Linked DNA regions of Homo sapiens: region 1 is linked to region 2. The links are chromatin loops, found by intact Hi-C in ENCODE. Cell type or tissue: sigmoid colon. All regions are shown on one strand. Links, peaks and the distances in the headings refer to the core of each region. The heading gives the core; the rest is flanking DNA.

What was found. Peaks named below come from ENCODE experiments on the same cell type or tissue, not always from the same donor. Only the 100,000 strongest peaks of a DNase experiment are listed, where the experiment ranks them.
Region 1: it touches region 2 in a loop (13-fold over the local background); 98 of 110 quality-filtered maps call a loop at or near these places.

What each region holds. Positions count from the first base shown.
Region 1 is chr21:33,921,282-33,926,660 of GRCh38, reverse strand. No RefSeq gene overlaps it. Among named protein-coding and RNA genes, the nearest start is that of LINC00649, 7.2 kb to the left of the region's middle. In sigmoid colon, for the core only: a CTCF peak has its summit at 2,476 (motif pointing left); DNase peaks (open chromatin) are centred at 1,727 and 2,470.
Region 2 is chr21:34,349,462-34,354,840 of GRCh38, reverse strand. It overlaps LOC105372791 (a long non-coding RNA gene), which reads left to right. Exons shown (of 3, transcript NR_188571.1): 3 at 1-1,835. Among named protein-coding and RNA genes, the nearest start is that of KCNE2, 12 kb to the left of the region's middle. In sigmoid colon, for the core only: CTCF peaks have their summits at 2,683 and 2,884; a DNase peak (open chromatin) is centred at 2,904.

The sequences.
Region 1 (5,379 bases), core at 279-5,278, 430 kb after region 2:
AACACCAAAAGCAATGGCAACAAAAGCCAAAATTGACAAATGGGATCTAATTAAACTAAAGAGCTTCTGCACAGCAAAAGAAACTACCATCAGAGTGAACAGGCAACCTGCAAAATTGGAGAAAATTTTCGCAACCTACTCATCTGACAAAGGGCTAATATCCAGAATCTACAATGAACTCAAACAAATGTACAAGAAAAAACAAACAACCCCATCAAAAAGTGGGCGAAGGACATGAACAGACACTTCTCAAAAGAAGACATTTATGCAGCCAAAAGACACATGAAAAAATGCTCATCATCACTGGCCATCAGAGAAATGCAAATCAAAACCACAATGACATACCATCTCACACCAGTTAGAATGGCAATCATTAAAAAGTCAGGAAACAACAGGTGCTGGAGAGGATGTGGAGAAATAGGAACACTTTTACACTGTTGGTGGGACTGTAAACTAGTTCAACCATTGTGGAAGTCAGTGTGGAGATTCCTCAGGGATCTAGAACTGGAAATACCATTTGACCCAGCCATCCCATTACTGGGTATATACCCAAAGGACTATAAATCATGCTGCTATAAAGACACATGCACACGTATGTTTATTGCGGCATTATTCACAATAGCAAAGACTTGGAACCAACCCAAATGTCCAACAATGATAGACTGGATTAAGAAAACGTGGCACATATACACCATGGAATACTATGCAGCCATAAAAAATGATGAGTTCATGTCCTTTGTAGGGACATGGATGAAATTGGAAAACATCATTCTCAGTAAACTATCGCAAGAACAAAAAACCAAACACTGCATATTCTCACTCATAGGTGGGAATTGAACAATGAGAACACATGGACACAGGAAGGGGAATATCACACTGGGGACTGCTGTGGGGTGGGGGGAGGGGGGGAGGGATAGCATTGGGAGATATACCTAATGCTAGATGACGAGTTAGTGGGTGCAGTGTACCAGCATGGCACATGTATACATATGTAACTAAGCTGCACAATGTGCACATGTACCCTAAAACTTAAAGTATAATAAAAAAATAAAAATAAATAAAAAATAAATAAAAATTTAAAAAAAGAAGGTAATGAAACAAAGCATTAACATTCCAAAATGGAAGGCCGGGGGCGGTAGCTCACACCTGTAATCTCAGCACTTTGGGAGGCCAAGGCGGGCAGATCACTTGAGGCCAGGAGTTCGAGACCAGCCTGGCCAACATGGTGAAACCTCATCTCTACTAAAAATACAAAAAGATTAGCCGGGTGTGGTGGGGCGCATCTGTAGTTCCAAGTACTCTGGAGGCTGAGGCAGGAGAATCGCTTGAACCCAGGAAGCAGTGGTTGCAGTGAGCTGAGGTCATGCCTCTGCACTCACTCCAGCTTGGGGGACAGAGCGAAACTCCGTCTCAAAAAAAAAAAATCCATAATGAAGCATGATCCATGTTTGCATTCATCTTGCCTCTATTGAAAGACAAAATACTGCATTTAGAGGGGACTGCATCCTGGGGATGAGAGTAACAGCTCTAGTTTGTGGTGTGCCGACTCCTTGCCCACGCTGCGTTAAATGTTTTGCAGGCATTACATAATTTACATGATATATACCATCACTATCTCCATTCTCCAGGTAAGGAAATGAGGCAGGAGGTTAGGCAACTTGCCCAAGTCACACAGCTGGTGAAGGGAAGGGCTGCAATTCCAACCCAGGCCCTGGGGCTGCAGAACCTGACGCTGCCTCTGCAGGAACAACAGGATCATAACCAGACTCCAGTGACCCAGGTCCCCCAGGCCCCAAGGCTTGGCCGCAGCTGGAACTGCAGAGTGCTTCATGACATCAAAAAAGGGCACCAAGCAGGTCCAGTTTACTATTAATACATTCATTCCTCATCTCAATTTACAGTCTGTTTTGATTCAAATCAATGAACAGAAGAATGTTCTGCTGTTTATCATTTGTTCATTCCTACAGTCATTACCGTCTTCCCCAACAAGGCACCCATTTAGTGGCATAACTTCTCCCTGAACTGCCCTAGCCCCAAAAGAAAAAGGACTTTGATATCAGAGTTACGGATCTGCTCCAAGCCAGCAGCACTTTTCTGTGAAGCCCGTGGAGCAGATATGAAAACCTGGGCGAGATGACTCCAACCTGGGTTGCTATGGGAAGTCTGAGGGGCTGGGTGGGCAGGGGCTGTGGAGCTGAAACATTAGAAGGGGTTTGTTTCTAGGGTTTCTAAAGCTAGAAACTCCTAGAAGGTTTGCAGCCAGGGGACAACAAACTGTAGCTATCTGGGCCCGCAAACACCAGGAGCCTGGATTAGAGCATTTGGCAAGGGACCCTTTCATTTGCAGACCTCACAATACTCCGATTCTTTCTTGCATGTGAGCGAGAACAACACCGAGGTTTGTAGAAGGAAAGCTCTAGAACAAAATTCATCCCGATGCCAGAGGCTTCCTCACAATGTGAGGAGATGGCGCCCCCTCGTGTCGAGATGATCCTTCAGCACCTGGACCAGGCTGAGAGCGGTGACCTTGAGCACTAAGCAGGTGGTGGCTTCAAGATGGGCTTGACCTGCAGTGGGGAGAGGCCTGGGCCCCACAGTAGGTGACCAGTTCCCACGGCTTGGGGTCCTCCGTCTGTCACCTTGCAGATACAGGAGGTCTATACTGCAGACCCTCCTAAAGCAGCTTTCTCTAAAGATGCAAAAAACCACCAAGCTGTTTTTAGATGTGCTATTTGCTGTTTTTCTCTAGCAGATGCGCCAAGTCCTAAAGATAAACAGTTTAAAATGATATGGATTCAGTACCTGGAATCCCATTGTCCATTTCTATCAACACTTTTTTTGTTGAAAGCCTGATCGGTTCCAGCCCAGTGACCTCCATAGATTGGCATGACTCCCCTAAAGCCCCCTTTTTGTAAGTGCTAGAGATCCTTGCTGAAAGCTGTCAAGGGCACTTTCCCATCCTTTGGGTTTAAACAGAAAGACCAGCTACATGTAAAAGCCCATCACCCCAAGACAACAAGTGGCTCTGGTCTGCTAGAAAGGATTCATGCAGTTTTTTAAAATGAACTCAGAAAAGAAAAGAACAGAAAGACAAAATTGAAGCAGAATTCACTCCAAGATAAATAAATACTTGAACAATGCAAACATTTCTCAGGTCCTTCTGGTGTGACAAAATGTATAGGGGCCAGACATGGTGGCTCACATCTGTAGTCCAGCTCCTCTGGAGGCTGAGGCAGGAGGATGGCTTGAACCCAGGGAGGTCGAGGCTGCAAGTGAACTGTGATGGTGCCACTGCACTCCAGCCCGAGGGACACAGCAAGACCCTGACTCAAAAAAAGAAATGCACAGGGAAATTGTTATTACTATCCTTTGCTCTGAACAAATACCATCCTTATCTGCATTCTGCAGAGCTAAAGAAAATTCCCCCAGGTTGGAGGAGTCTACGTTAAAGCTAAGCTTTGGAAGGAATTTAAGAGGTAATCTGATCCAATTCCTCAGTCTTTCATGGATCTCCTTAACTTGAGGCAATTGCCTTTCATATCAGAAGCTGTGTTATCAGAAACCACAGAGGATGTATCTCCCCTTTAAGGGCCATAGTCATTAATAAGTGACAGGATCGTGTCATCCTTTTTTTTCTGATTATAGTAGTGACATATGCTCACTACTATAGTGTAGTGAGCATTTTTCACTGTGTAGAAAAACACACAGTGTGGTTTGTAATTTTTCCTCATGTCATTAAGTACTTTTTATGTCATTAAATACTTTTTGAAAATCTCTGTATCTCTTTTTTTTTTTTCAGACAGGGTCTCACTCTGTTGCTCAGACTGGAGTGCAGTGGCACAATCACAGCTCACTGCCACCTTGACCTCCTGGGTTCAAGCAATCCTCCCTCCTTAGCCTCCCAAGTAGCTGGAACTACAGGCATGATGTGCCACCATGCCTGGCTTTTTTTTTTTTTTTTTTTTTTTTGGTAGAGATGCGGTCTCACTATGTTGCCCATGCTGATCTGGAACTCCTGGGCTCAAGTGATTCTCCCTGCCTCGACCTTCCAAAGCACTGAGATTATAGGCTTATGCTTATAGTCCTGCATCCAACCCTGAAAAATCTCATTTTAGTGGCTACATAATATGCCATTTAAAAAGCCATTTTCTTATGTTCAGACATGTGTTTCTAGTTTTTTGCCGTTTTAAAGCTGAGTGTGGTGAGCATTTTCCACATTAACACTGGTCCAGATTTCTGACTAGTATAGATTGGAAGCGTTCTTTCTGGGTTAAAGGAAAAGTCACTTTTAGCCGGGTGTGGTGGCACAAGCCTGTAATCCCAGCACTTTAGGAGGTGGAGGGGGGAATATCGCTTAAGCCCAGGAGTTCAAAACCAGCCTGGGCAACATAGTAAGACCCTCATCTCTACAAAAAGATAACAGAATTAGCTGGCGGCATGGTGGTGCATCCCTATAGTCCCAGCAACTAGGGAGGCTGCGGTGGGAGGATTGCTTGAGCCTGGGAGGTTTAGGCTGTAGTGAACCATTATTTCACCCCTGCACTCCAGCCTGAGTGACAAAGTGAGACCCTGTCACACAAACAAAAATTTATTTTAAGTCACTTTTTTTTTTTGAGGTGGAGTCTCACTCTGTCGCCCAGGCGGGAGTGCAGTGGCACAATCTAGGCTCACTGCAACCTCCGCCCCGCGGGTTCAAATGATTCTCCTGTCTCAGCCTCCTGAGTAACTGGGATTACAGGCATTCACCACCATACCTGGCTAATTTTTGTATTTTTAGTAGAGATGGGGTTTCACCCTGCTGACGAGGCTGGTCTCAAACTCCTGACCTCAGGTGATCCGCCCGCCTCGGCCTCCCAAAGTGCTGGGATTACAGGTGTGAGGCTTTAAGTCACTTTTTAAGCCTTTGAGTCACTTTTTTAAGAGCATGTACAGTGAGGGTCTGATGCCACCACACTGCTCATTTCTACCACTGCATATGGTTTCTTTGTAGAGAAAATAAAACAGCGAGCAATATTTATTTTGAATTGAAGGTCAGTGTAAACAAAAACATCGAGATTAGATGTCCGAGTTTTGCCCTGTGGCCTTGGGCAAGTACCTTTGACTCCATTGGCCTCAACTACTAAAATATTAAAATAACTCATTTTTAAATGATTTGAGTTTGTGCAGAGAGAAAGCGCGATAACTGCAGAGTGCTAAGTCTCTTCACTTCTTTTTCTTTTTTTGTTTTTTTTTTTTTTTTTTTGAGACAGGGTCTCACTCTGTCACCCAGGCTGGAGCACAGTGGTGCGATCTTGGCTTACTGCAACCTCTGCCCCTCAGGGTTCAAGTGATTCTCCCACCTCAGCCTCCCAAGTAGCTGGGACCATACGCCCAGCTAAT
Region 2 (5,379 bases), core at 212-5,211:
GTGTCTGGCTGGAAAAAAGCTCTCACTGTATCCCAAAAGAATGGTGATAATTCTAGATTCTGGCTGTGATGAAATCAACCACCTCATCTATTTACAAGGTACTAAGATTATCATTCCGATGAAAAAGACTCTGGAAAAGAAAGTTTTCACCTTTTCAAAACCATTAACAATACATGACGTTTCTAATTGAGCTCACAGAGTAGGAAGCTTTCCTTGATGCTATTAATGTGAGCACAATGGTTTTGTGAAAAGCTGGAAATGGGGGCATTGAGAATCTCTGGTAATTTCATTTAGCTATGCACTGAGCTTCTACTTTCTCTGTGCCTGGTTCAGAATATTAGAAGAGATGGCAATGATTCTGGAGTGGATTACACCATTTGACTGAGGAACTACTGGAATTTTCTTCTTCTCTAAGATACACACAAGCATGACGACTTCCAATGAACAGGCCTCACCAAGAACTCTCCAAACATGTAGGGTTTCTTTAGTTTATCAATGAAACAAGCAACTTGGTAGGATGCTTCTGAAATGCCGCTGCTGTGATAGAGCAAACCAAGTTTTGATAAAGTTGATTCTCTTCTGATGGAGCCTTCCCCCAAGGTGCTTTCCCAGCCTTGCTGGCTTCATGCTTCTGGGATTGAGAAGCTTGTCACCATCATCAACAGGCCTAGTTTGCAACGGAAAGCCAGAGAACGTCTCAGCTTCCTTGTGTTCTGTTTGCCCTGACATTACTGAACTTTAGCAAGACCCAAAGTTAACAAAGACCCCTGTCACAGGCCGAATGGCAGGGTATGTTCTTTGATTTCTGTTAGTGGAAAATGAATGTAACACAGAGATCACATGGGCTGTGAGGCCCCCCTGTAGCCTCCAGCACCCTTTCTTCCTGGAGCATGAATCTGGACGGAAATGGTGCCGTATTAGGTTTGTTTTACAAAGATGATTTTCAAAGAGGAAGAGGATCAAAAGAAACAGAAAAGAACCCCCAGCGTGCAGGCCACAGGTGTGTGGGGGTTAAAACTGGATGGGAAGGAGAGGGGGAAGTCCTGGAACTCAAGGAGGCACAACCGTGGGGGCTTCATTTTCCCCAGGAACTATAAAAGGCCAATGGGCTCTTGTAGGAAAAAAGCAGATCAGCACAGATGGGAGCAGAGAAAGGGCTCTCACAGCAAATTTTGCCGGCTTTCCAGTTTTTCCATAGATCAGACCACTTTTTGGCCTTTGCTTAGAACCATCAAGCTTCCTCCTTAGGCATCCAGCACAGCTCTTTCCATATATGTGGCGGTTTTTTGTTTTGTTTTAATAAAGAAAAATGTTTATAAGCATTGTACACATTGCATACTGGAAATCTGCCAAGAGAGTAGGTTTTAGGTGCTCTTACCACACATACCCCCCCCCAAAACACACACGAACATGGACATGTTAATGGTTGGTGTAATATGTTAACGGTATGTTAATTTGCTTGTCTGTGGTAATCACTCCACATATGTACGTCAGAACATCTTGTTGCATATCTTAAATACAGACAATAAAAAAAGAAAATCTTGGCTGGGCGTGGTGGCTTTTGCCTGTAATCCCAGCATTTTGGGAGGCCAAGGAGGGAGGATCACATGCCAGGAGTTCGAGACCAGACTGGGTTAACATAGTGAGATCCCATCTCTACAAAAAAAAATTTTAAAAAGAAAATCTTTGAAAAGTTAAAAGAGAAATATTGAAGAACAGTGAAAACAGGTGTTATAGAAATCATTTTAGTTCTATATAAAAACTTTTATTTGTTTGTAAATAAAAATATTTGATATTTACATTCCATCGTTATTAAATGTTGTATCTTTTTCTGACAGATATGTATGTATTAGTTCATTTTTACACTGCTATAAAGACATACCTGAGACTGGGTAGTTTATAAAGAAAACAGGCTAAACCTCTTAAACTTTGGCTCATGGTTCTGCAGGCTATACAGGAAGCATGATGCTGGCATCTGCTCAGCTTCTGGGGAGGCCTCAGGAAACTTACAATCATGACAGAGGGCAAAGGGGGAGCCAGCACTTCTCATGACCAGAGCAAAAGGAAGAGAGCTGGGGGCGATGCCACACTTTTAAAGAACCAGATCTCACGAGAGCTCACTTACTATCACGAGAACAGCTCCAAGGGGATGGTGGTGCTAAACCATTCATGAGAAATCTACCCCCATGATCCTCTCACCTCCCACCAGGCCCCACCTCCAACACTGGGGAATTACAATTCGACATGACATTTGCTGGGGACACAGATCCAAACCATAAAGACATATTTTTTGACAACATCTCCTTATTCTCACAGCCTTTCGTTTGGGCAGATTTTGAAGTGGGTTTTCCCTGGAACTTTTGTTTCTGATTCAGAGACAGAAGCCCAGGATGGAGAGTGCTCAGGGCAGGAAAAGCGCCCCCAGCTTCTCCCTGGGAACACCCCCCACCACCATGGAGTCCCACCTCCGCTTTCCCGATGCTCTCAGGTTTGGACTCAATGGGGACGGAAGCCAAAGCCAAGCACCTGCTCCCTTAAGAAATCTTTTCAAAGGATTCCATGTCCTTGAAAATTTAGAACAAACCCATGGTTCCTTGCCTTGTCTTAAAGGAAACTCATCTCCAGGCCTCTCTGGGATTCCAAAGTGGGGTGGCTTTCAGAATTTGCTTCCAATTAGCAACCTCACGGAGATAGCACAGCTTGACTGAGTATTCAGAAAGGGCATGGCCCAGGAGAGCCTGCTGTCTACATCTGGAGAACCCCTGCCAACCACAGTCTCGTTTATTGTCTTTCAAACCTCATTAGGCAGGGTGTTTACCATAGGGTCCTTTTTGCTAGGGCCAGAGAAAGAAAAGTCTAAATCTCAGGCTGTGGTATTCAAAATGGCCACAATGTGTCCCCACTGTGCTGCCGAGTGTGCCTGGTTCATACGCAGCAGTCAAAGTCCAGAAGTGTCACCTCTGCAGTGACAATGAAAACCAGCCTCATGTGCTCTGGGCAGGTGGCGCTCCCTCCGCTGCCTGCAGTGGCTGCCAACAGCCCAGAGAAAGGCTTTGAAATTTGCTTTTCTTTTTTCCTTTTTTTCCCCCAAATTTTAGAGAATGTAGGATACAACCATTTTGTACATTTCTCTCTTTTTAAGTTATTTTTTCAAAGAATTATAGATTCACAGGAAATTGCAAAAATTTTGTGTGTACCCTTCACCCAGTTTCTTCCAATAGTAACATGGGACATAGCTATAGTATAACATCAAAAGTATGAAATTGATGTTGATATAATCCTTGTAGTTACATAGACCACAGACCATATTCACATTTCACCATTTTTACATGCACTCATTTGTGTGTGTGTGTGTGTGTAATTTGATGCAGTTTTTTTTTGAGATGGAGTCTCTCTCTGTTGCCCAGGCTGGAGTGCAGTGGCATAATATCAGATCATGCAACCTCTGCCTCACAGGTTCAAGCAATTCTCTTGCCTCAGCCTCCCAAGTAGCTGAGGTTACAGGTGCCCGCCACCACTCCCAGCTAATTTTTGTATTTTTAGTAGAGATGGAATTTTACCATGTTGGTCAGGCTGGTCTTGAACTCCTGACCTCAGGTGCTCCACCTGCCTCAGCCTCCCAAAGTGCTGGGATTACAGGTGTGAGCCACCATGCCCAGCAATGCAATTTTTTGTGTGTAGCGGGGACAAAGTCTTGCTCTGTCACCCATGCTGGAGTGCAGTGGCATGATCACGGCTCACTGTAACCTCAAACTCCTGGGCTCAAGCAATACTCCTGCCTCAGTCTCCCAAGTAGGTGGGACTACACACATACACCACCACACCCAGCTAATCTTTTGTGATTGTTATTTTTTGTAGAGATGGGATCTTGCTAGGTTGCCCAGGCTGGTCCTCAACTCCTGGTCTCAAGCGATCCTCTCGCCTCGGCTTCCCAAAGTGCTGGGATTATAGGTATGAGCCACCACACCCAGCCTTGATATAATTTAATCTGATGTATAGATTTGGGAAACCACCACCAAAACCAAGGAACAAAATTGCTATATCACCCTTAAGAAACTCCCTAGTGCCACCCCTTAATAGTTGAACCCTTTCTGCAATCCCTAGGCCATGGTAACCACTAAGCAGGTATCCCCTCTATAAATCTGTTATTTTGAGAACGTTAAAGAAATAAGAACAGACAGTAGGCAACCTTTTGAGATCAGCTTTTCCTCACTCTATATAATGCTCTTGACATCCATCCGAGTTGTGTATATCAAGAGCTAGTTTCGTTTTATTGCTGAGTAGTACCCCATCATATGAATATTTAACCATTAAATATCTGTTACTCTGAGTTATTTCCAGCTTTTGCTATCACAAATAGAGATGCTATGAAAGTTCATGTACAGGTTTTGGTGTGAACATACATTTTCATTTCTTTGGGCAATCTCTGGGTTACATAGCAGGTACATGATTAATTTTATAAGAAACTGCCAGATGAGTTTTCAGAGTTGCTAGACCATTTTACATCCCTACCAGTAATGAATGAAGATCCAGCTGCTCCAAATCCTCACCAACAGGGCTGTGCTTTTTGTATTCCTTGGTCATGAACTCTTAGGATTCAAGAATGTTAGAATTAGCCAAGGGTGGTGGTTCACGCCTGTAATCCCAGGATTTCAAGAGGCAGAATTGGGAGGATCACTTGAGCCCAGGTTTGAGACCAGCCTGGGCAATGTAGTGAGACTCCTGACTCTACAAAGAAAAATAAAAATTAGCCAGGTGTGGTGGTGCATGCCTGTGGTCCCAGCAACTCGAGAGGCTGATGGGGGAGAATCACTTGAGCCTAGGAGGTCAAGGCTGCAGCGAGCTGGGCTTGTACCACTGCACTCCAGCCTGGGCAACAGAGCAAGACCCTGTCTCAAAAAAACACAAAACAACTATATGGGGCCTTAAAGATGATCTAGTCCAGCCTATTGATTCTACAGAAAAAGGAACCAAAATTCTATAAGCATCAATTCCTTCTTTAAAAATTCTTAGTATTTAGGCTGGGTGTGGTGGCTGACACCTGTAATCCCAGCACTTTGGGAGGCTGAAGTGGACAGATTGCCTGAGCTCAGAGTTCAAGACCAGCCTGGCCAATATGGTGAAACCCTGTCTCTACTAAAAATACAAAAATTAGCCAGGTATGGTGGTGCACACCTGTAGTCCCAGCTACTGGGGAGGCTGGGGCAGGAGAATCACTTGAACCCAAAAGGCAGAGGTTGCAATGAGCCGAGATGGTGCCACTGCACTCCAACCTGGGCAACAAAGCGAGACTGCGTCTCAAAAACAAAACAAAACAAATTATTAGCATTTTTCACTACCTTCCCTGTTTGCCCAGTCTCAGAAAGAACTGTCTCCTCT